Regions from separate parts of the Homo sapiens genome. Here region 1 is linked to region 2. Evidence: read pairs that join two places in POLR2A ChIA-PET (ENCODE). Cell type or tissue: OCI-LY7. All regions are shown on one strand. Region 1 overlaps ARL5A (ARF like GTPase 5A). Region 2 has its middle 32 kb from the start of NEB.

Region 1 (4,000 bases), 53 kb after region 2:
TAAATGTTGAATTAATATTCATTCTATAAGTAATAAATGTTGAGGATTATAACACCTCAGAGTAAGATCTTTATAATTCAAATGGTAGATGTTTTCCATATAATTGCCACTTACCAGAGGAAATTCCTAATGATCTATAGGCACCTCCTATTATACAAAAATAGGAAGATCAAGTAAATAAAACATTTTAATACAATCCATTTTATCCAGTCATCTATTTCTTTGTAAGAAAGAGCAGGCAGCTTAGAACCACTAGGGTCCTTAAGTGACATGACCACCTGCCCCTTTTATGAGTTATTAAGAATAATTTAAAGACCTAGGGCCCAGGCCAGGTGTGGTGGCTCATGCCTATAATCCCAGCACTTTGGGAGGCTGAGGCCGTCGGGTGGATCACCTGAGGTCAGGAGTTCAAGACCAACATGACCAACATGGTAAAACTCCATCTCTACTAAAAATACAAAATTAGCTGGGCGTGGTGGCACATACCTGCAATCCCAGCTACTTGGGAGGCTGAGGCAGAAAAATCGCTTGAACCCAGGAGGCGGAGAGTTGCAGTGAGCCAAGATCATGCCATTACACTCCAGCCTGGGCAACAAGAGCGAAACCCCGTCTGTGGTCTTTAGTCTCCCAGATCCACAAACAATTCTGCTACTATCCCAGAATAGACAGGACTCAGAGAGAGCAATTCATGGAAATGACTAAGACATAAATAAGAACAGCAAATGAGTAACATACAATAAGATCAAATGTTGAAAAATGAATGACAAGTAACAAGTCTATCCCTGAGGATATGTTACATGATGGCTGAATTAAAATCAGATGATTACTTGGGGAGCATGGAATCCCAACCACAAGGAGTGTTACAGGCTGCAATGACTGATGTGAATCCTTTCTTTTTTTTTGAGACAGGGTCTCACTCTTGCTGCCCAGGCTGGATTGCAGTATCACAATCACGGCTCACTGTTGCCTCAACCTCCCAGGCTCAAGTGATCCACCCACCTCACCCTCCTGAGTAGCTGAGACCACAGGTGTGCACCACCACGCCTGGATATTTTGTTTCTTTTGTAGAGATGGGATGTCCCTGTGTTTCCCAGGCCGGTCTCAAACTCCTGGGCTCAAGCAATCCTCCCGCCTCAGCCTCAAAAAGTGCTAGGATTACAGGTGCAAGCCACTGTACCTGGTCTGAATTCATCTTTAGAGCAAGGCCATGCCTGCATGAGGGCCAGGTAATCGAGTCCTTGGGACAAGGTACCTTTGCACCTAGAAAGTTTTTAAATAGCATGGCAATTCTGCCTAACTCCATTTTTCTATGTCCCAAAATTAAGCATTCCTTTTTTGATGATGTAACTCCTCTTCAGTTTTATTAATACACGCACTCATAAACATTTTTAACACAACTAGAATTCATTATCAGGCTATACTCTGATCTCTGACTTGGATAAGAGTTTTTAGCTTCCCAGGAGAATACTGATTTTTAATCACAGCATTCTCAAAATGTCAGCTTATTTTTAAGTTACGGGAATATATCCCGCCCCCGCCTCCACCCCATTCCCCCAATGTATTAGCTACGGGGCAGAATTTAGATGGGCTTCTCAATACTTGGGAAGAAAATACAATTACTCTGACCAATGAAATACCAGAGAAAATACAACTACTTTGACCCTAAAAACAGTACAAAATTAGCAGGAAAAGTCCAAAAGGAAACAAAAACATAGGCAAGAATCTATAATATATAACAATAAAGAATGACTAAAAAATGTGTATATGTATAAATAATGTACACAGAGACAACGAAGTAAAAAACAGTACTCTCTCAGTTTCTTACAAGGGCCGTAATCAGCTAAGGAGGTTAAACACTTATTCCAACCATGTTACCATTTTTTCAAAATAGTTTGCTACGGTTCTTTTATAATTGCTTTCAGAGCCTGAGGTACACCATTTTGAATATTGCCACCTAATGGTGGCAAATCTTTTAAACTCTGAAGATGAACTTGACTTTAAAGTGGGAGATGAGCCACCTCGTATCATCTTGGTCATAAGGTAAAAGGTATCTAAAATGAGTGCCATTTTTTTTTTGTTAAGTGAAATATGAAGAATTATTTAAAAATTTGTTTCCAAAGAACTTCTGAGTTTCAAAGAATAGATTGAATAATAGTAGGACATACCAGTGGAAAAACTATATAGCCTCCTAAAATGATAGCTTTAAAGTAAAACCTCATCTGGCTTTAGTACAGGTATTTTTTTAAGTGGTCTCCTTACTTCAGCCATGTCCTTAGGACTTGGTTACTATGTCCTAATTCCAAACCTGGTGCTTTTCTAACAGTTCTGTTAGGAAAAACTAGCTAGGCAAAAACTACTGAAAAAAAAAAAAAGACTCTTAGGCCAGGCATGGTGGCTCACACCTGTAATCCCAGCACTTTGGGAGGCCGAGGCAGGTGGATCACAAAGTCAGGAGTTCAAGACCAGCCTGGCCAAGATGGTGAAACCCCATCTCTACTAAAAATACAAAAAAATTAGCCTGGCATGGTGGCGTGAGCCTATAGTCCCAGCTACTTGGGAGGCTAAGGTAGACGAATTGCTTGAACCTGGGAGGCAGAGGTAAAATTCTTTATCATACCTGGCCACTAGCTGAACATGATCACCAAGGTAAAACTGCTGTGAACAAAACCATGTGCTATAACACACAGACAAGTCTAAGATAAAGCAGATGGCAGAAATTACTCATTCCAGGATTTCATCTTATAACACAACTTAGTTGCCTACTGAGGAAAGGAAAAGGTTAACAGTTTCAAGATGCATCATCTTTTACAACCACTGTATGGAATGAACTAGAGTATCAATAAGCTGAAATTAGATAACCTATCCTGTGGTGGATTAGGATTTAAACTGCTTTAAATCTTTCTTTAACAGTGCCTAGAAATAAAGAAGGCACACTGGAGAGAGAAGGTATAGTAGATGATACAGGGTAGGAATCCACATGTCTGGGCCAGGCACAGTGGCTCACGCCTGTAATCCCAGCACTTTGGGGGGCTGAGGCGGGTGGATCACTTGAGGTCAGGAGTCCAAAACCAGCTTGGCCAACATGGCGAAACCCCGTCTCTACTAAAAATTCAAAAATTAGCTGGGTGTGGTGGCACACACTTGTGGTCCCAGCTACTTGGGAGGCTGAGGCATGAGAATCAGTTGAACCTGGGAGTCAGAGGTTGCAGTGAGCCAAGATTGTGTCACTGCACTCCAGCCTGGGCGACAGAGTGAGATCCTGTCTCCAAAAAAAAAAAAAAAAAAAAAAAAACAGAATCCATATGTCTGGCATGGTGGAAAATGTTAATAGAGAAAAGCGTGTCGGAGACAGTGATAAGAAAGAAATGAAGTGGCTAGCCATGGAATTTGGGCCGGGAAAGAAATCCAGTCCTGCCCTACAAGGTTAAGAATGTCCGGAAGTCCTAGCAGGTGAAAGGTTAGGTTATTGTTAGGGTAGAAGGAAAGATGAAAGGTAAAATGGCTATGAACAAGAGGAGAGAAATTAGCCAAGGTCTGAAGCTTTGGAGGACCCATAACCTTCTGTCTGCACCTGAAAGTGAATAACTAAATCCAGGTAAGATCATTAGATAAACATGATGAAAAAGGATGAGTGTGACAAAGCTAGCTAAGCCTTAGCCCAAATCTTCCCCTAACTCTTCTTGACCTACGTACTAAAACTTAGAAAAGCTGCTCTACTCAGTCTCTAGAACATGTCATAAACTTTCCAATCATTTAACTTTGCTCATGCCATTCTCCACACTACAATCTTACTCTTCTGCCTACCTATTTTACAAATTCAATGAATTCCTATATACTTACAAATGCATAAATATGCAACCATGCCCCCAAACTCTTAAGACCTAAGCAGATTTCTAAAGTCAATCAAGGGAAACCAAACTAATATATTTGAACATATCATATTCTTACCAAATGGTTAAAATACTTCAAAAACAAAAAGGAGGAAAGAAACTCCAATCAA
Region 2 (4,000 bases):
AAGGAGGCTGGGAGAGAACGATGGGAGAAGATGGGCAGGAGACAGCTAGGAATACCACCTGGATCAAATCTTACTGGCCCTTATGATACTTTTGAAGGTTTTGAGTCAGGGAGTGGCATCTATGTGCAGTGTGGTCCACATGGATAAATCTTGAAAAGGGCATTTATCTGTACTGCTGAGGATTGGGCAGTGTCTTTGGTTGAGTATTTAGGGATGGCCAGAGGGCCACTTTTGCTTACAGAAAGCAAGTTCAAGCTCAAGTCTCAGACATTATGGAGCTAATTAGGGAGTGGGCATCACTCTGTCCACATTTCTGTCCTCCCTCCTGCTCCCCATCCTCTGGGACTCACCCTCCACTCCAGGCTTCTAGGGAAGGTGAGCTGTGAGAAAAGACAAAACAAAAGCCAGTTAATTCGAGTCTTTCAACTTGGCCCAAGTTTAGGTAATGGAGGGGCTGATGCTGATTGGAGGTCTGGGAAGTAGCTGAGCAATGTGGGTCTTTTGTGTTTGCTCTTTGCTTTCTTTAGATTCATTTATCCAGCCCCAGCCTTGCTCTTTTATTTGCTTATTTTTTTATTTTATTGCTTCTTTATTTTTGAGCCTTTGAACTCACCCTTCTGGAAAATAGGTTCCCACTTGTACCAGCCCACCCTGTCCACGCCACACCTCTGCCACCTCAGGAAAAACCTGAGGCCAGGAGAGTTGTGATTCTCTTCTTTGATTTCAAAAGGTTTCATGGAAAAAAATGGCTTTGGGAGATAATACAGGAACACTTGATGCACAACACATAATCATTCAGCCTTGCAAATACTTTAAAAGTTAGCTGAGAGACAAATCATAGGCATTGACATCAATTCTCTCTGTGTTCTAACTCCAGGAGAAAATACAAGGGAAAAGGGAAAAGTGGAGGAAATAGGGCTTATCTCCTTCTTCTAAATAGTGACTTCAGAGCTTGGAAATACAAGATGAACTGGAATGCATGCCCTTTCCTGCCTCTTTCCGCTGCCATCAACTCCACATGCTCTCCAAGAAGCCCTGCCAGACCCTCTCCATCCTTCCCTCCTCCTCACCCCAACCTCCGGGTTCCACCCTTCAGTGTCAAAACCACCACCACCACCACCACAGAGTGGGGAAGGAGATGGGAGGAGCAGTGTTTTAACCTGCTGCACATGGACTGAAATACAGCTCTGAAGGCGGAAATAAAAACAAAGCCCTCCCATTAGAATGAAATCCAATCTCCTTGCCTCAGGCCCACTTCCTGCCCCTCCGTGCTCAGGCCACACTCTGGACTCACTGCCTCAAGTGCTTAAGCTCCCTGCTCAAACAGCGCCTGCCCATCGCTCTCCACGCCCCTGCCTCGCTGTATTGCCGTATTGCCTGCATGCTGCTCATCACCTCTACCTTCCGTTGTAGAGCTGTCTATCTGGGTGTGACCTGACCTCTCCCAGGGGGAACGGGCTGCTAAGAGTTGGGACTGCAGGGGCTTGTTTCATGCTGTGAATTAGTTCCTGGCATGCAGAAGGTACACACAAAAACAAATGAGAACAGAAGTTTGAGTAGCATAATACACTAGAAATTACTTCTTATTTATGGTATTCATTTTAGACATGGAGAAAATGAGGCCTAGAAAGGTTAGAGTGGCTTCCCCAAAGCCACATGACCAGGGAGCAGTGGGGTCAGGCCTAGAAGTCCAGGGGTCCTGATTCTTCCAGACTGGTGTTCATCCAAACACCCCACCCTCACCCACAGTGGCCTTTGGTGTGTTCTCTCTGTGTCTCTCTCATGCACACACACACACACACACACACTCCTTCTAATGGGCCACAAGGGAAATCTCAAGTAAATGATATTCAGTAGTAGTTTCCTGCCCCAACATTCAAAATTTGAGCCAAGAGAGAAAGGAAGTTGAGAGCTACTAAGTAAACATTTAAAGCCTACAAGGCAGAGATCTTCTCCAAATTTGACAGATAAAGCACTGGGCCTTGAAGAAGCAGAGAAGGTAAGAGGCTTTGCTCAGTAGCTCCACCAACAAGCTGCGTTGCTGACTCAGAGCCCTTTGTCATAACAGCACTGCTGGGCCCCTCATTAGACTGCCTGCACCAAGGCTGAGGTCTCCTGTTGGTTGTCCCCATCTCTGGTGGATGCCCTTGTGACTGCATGACCTACAGTCTCTCAAGTTCTTAACAAGCCACATCGGCTTTGGGGCAGCAGCCCTACCTTTGATTCAGAGCTTAGGGTGTGTGCCTTCGAGGCTGAGAGGAGTGTGCAGGCATAGCTGGCACTTTCTAGAATGACAGCTCATCTGCCTGCCCACCCCCCCGTGAAGGTGCCAGGGACTGAGATAACCCAAAGGCACTCACCCTCCCAGGAGTACCTCTCATCCTCCCCTGTGCATTAGCTCCTAGGGTCAGTGGATGCTCCCAGCTAGAGATTACTGGGCAAAGCCACCTTTAAAATGAACAAACTTGCACATATAGTTCCCCCAGCTACTCAGGAGGCTGACGCAGGAGGATCACTTGAACCCAGGAGTTGGAGTCCAGCATGGGCAACATGGCAGGTGAGACCCCCATCTCTAAAAAACAAAAAAGAAAAGAAAAATCAATGAGCCCAGCTAGCACTTAGCAAGTGTGGGCATAAACATGCATGTTCAATGTTCAAGCACCAGAGGACACACACGAACACCCCTCACAGTTTTATTTTAGGTCAGAAGTAGGCAACCTTAGAGTTGGAACTTGGAAACAGGCATATGTTAGTGTCATACAGAGGACAGATGAGACAGAATCTGAGGGCCTCCACAGGGCAGAATGAGGCTTAAGAGAGTTCCAGGGAAGTTAATACAGAGAAAGACTTCCTAACAACTAGAGCTGCCTGAAAAAGCAGCAGCCTGTCTGGCACGGCAGTGGCTGCTGTGGCTCAAAGGGTATGGAACATGAATGCACAGCCCCTGAGTAGAAACGCTGAGGGGACTTCAGCCTCCAGGATCCTTCCAACACTAAGACTCTGAGACATCTTGAAATAGTTCACTTACTGCTGTCTGGTGTCAAATCATCATTTCCTAAAGTCACTATGACTCATGGTTCCTGAGGACAACTTTTGTCCCCATATCCCAGAGGTATTCACTTTGAAGTTTTAAGAAAGAAGACAAACTTGTAAGCAGGGAGTTTGTGTTTGGCTGTCAGTGATAACTTACAGATATTTCTCATCTCCCTCTCCCTGTGATATATTTTAAAAGTATATTACTATAGGGAGTATACTTGGAGGAAACTGTCAAAACGTCTTCAAAACCCAAGGAGTTAAAATTGATGTCCTGCTTTCAGAAACAGCCAGGTAAATCCTTCCATTGACTAAAACTCTCTGCTCAGCACCCTCACTCAACTGTCTGGGAGCAATAAGGAGGACTTGCTAATCCTCTTCAAGGAGCAGAGAAATATTTGCCATTACACTTGTGAGCCTGCCATGTGACCCTGGGAAAGCTGCTTAGCTTCTCTGAGCCTCAGTTTCCTCATGTGAAATGTGGAGGTTAGACTAGTGCCTACTGTACAGAGTTACTGGTAGCATTAAATTAAATAATGCATGGAATGCACTTACACTATCAGACACACAATAAATACTAAAAAAAGAGGTTAGCTACCGTTATTATTAACATCATCAGCATCATCCTTATTAGAAATTACTACTGTAAAGAGAGTACAGTACTTATGAATACAACCAGGTCTCTATTCTGGATTTGCCACTCGTAGCATTAGAATAGCACAAACATGTCAGGTTCATCAATGTTTTTCTTGTTGTGCCTGGGATGTCATCCAGGCTGGCACAGGGTGCATGATACTAAGATAAAACACTTCTGAGACAGGTGACATTGCCTACTCTTGCTACCCAAAGTGTGGTCGATAGACCTGCAGCATTGGCCTCACCTGAGAGCTTGCTAGAAAATCAGCCTTGAAGGCTGGGCACAGTGACTCACCCGTGTAATCCCAGCACTTTGGGAGGCTGAGGCAGG

The links. ChIA-PET counts read pairs that join two places held together with the same protein. Peaks named below come from ENCODE experiments on the same cell type or tissue, not always from the same donor. Only the 100,000 strongest peaks of a DNase experiment are listed, where the experiment ranks them.
Region 1: POLR2A ChIA-PET joins it to region 2 with 9 read pairs; 6 of 35 experiments call an interaction of 5 or more read pairs at or near these places.

The regions. Positions count from the first base shown.
Region 1 is chr2:151,817,394-151,821,393 of GRCh38, forward strand. All of the region lies in intron 1 of ARL5A (ARF like GTPase 5A), which reads right to left. Among named protein-coding and RNA genes, the nearest start is that of ARL5A, 9.0 kb to the right of the region's middle. In OCI-LY7, a CTCF peak has its summit at 1,981 (motif pointing left); no DNase peak of the experiment used is centred here.
Region 2 is chr2:151,764,682-151,768,681 of GRCh38, forward strand. No RefSeq gene overlaps it. Among named protein-coding and RNA genes, the nearest start is that of NEB, 32 kb to the left of the region's middle. RefSeq lists a silencer at 2,336-2,395. In OCI-LY7, no CTCF peak of the experiment used is centred here; a DNase peak (open chromatin) is centred at 1,930; H3K4me3 peaks cover 318 bases; H3K27ac peaks cover 1,000 bases.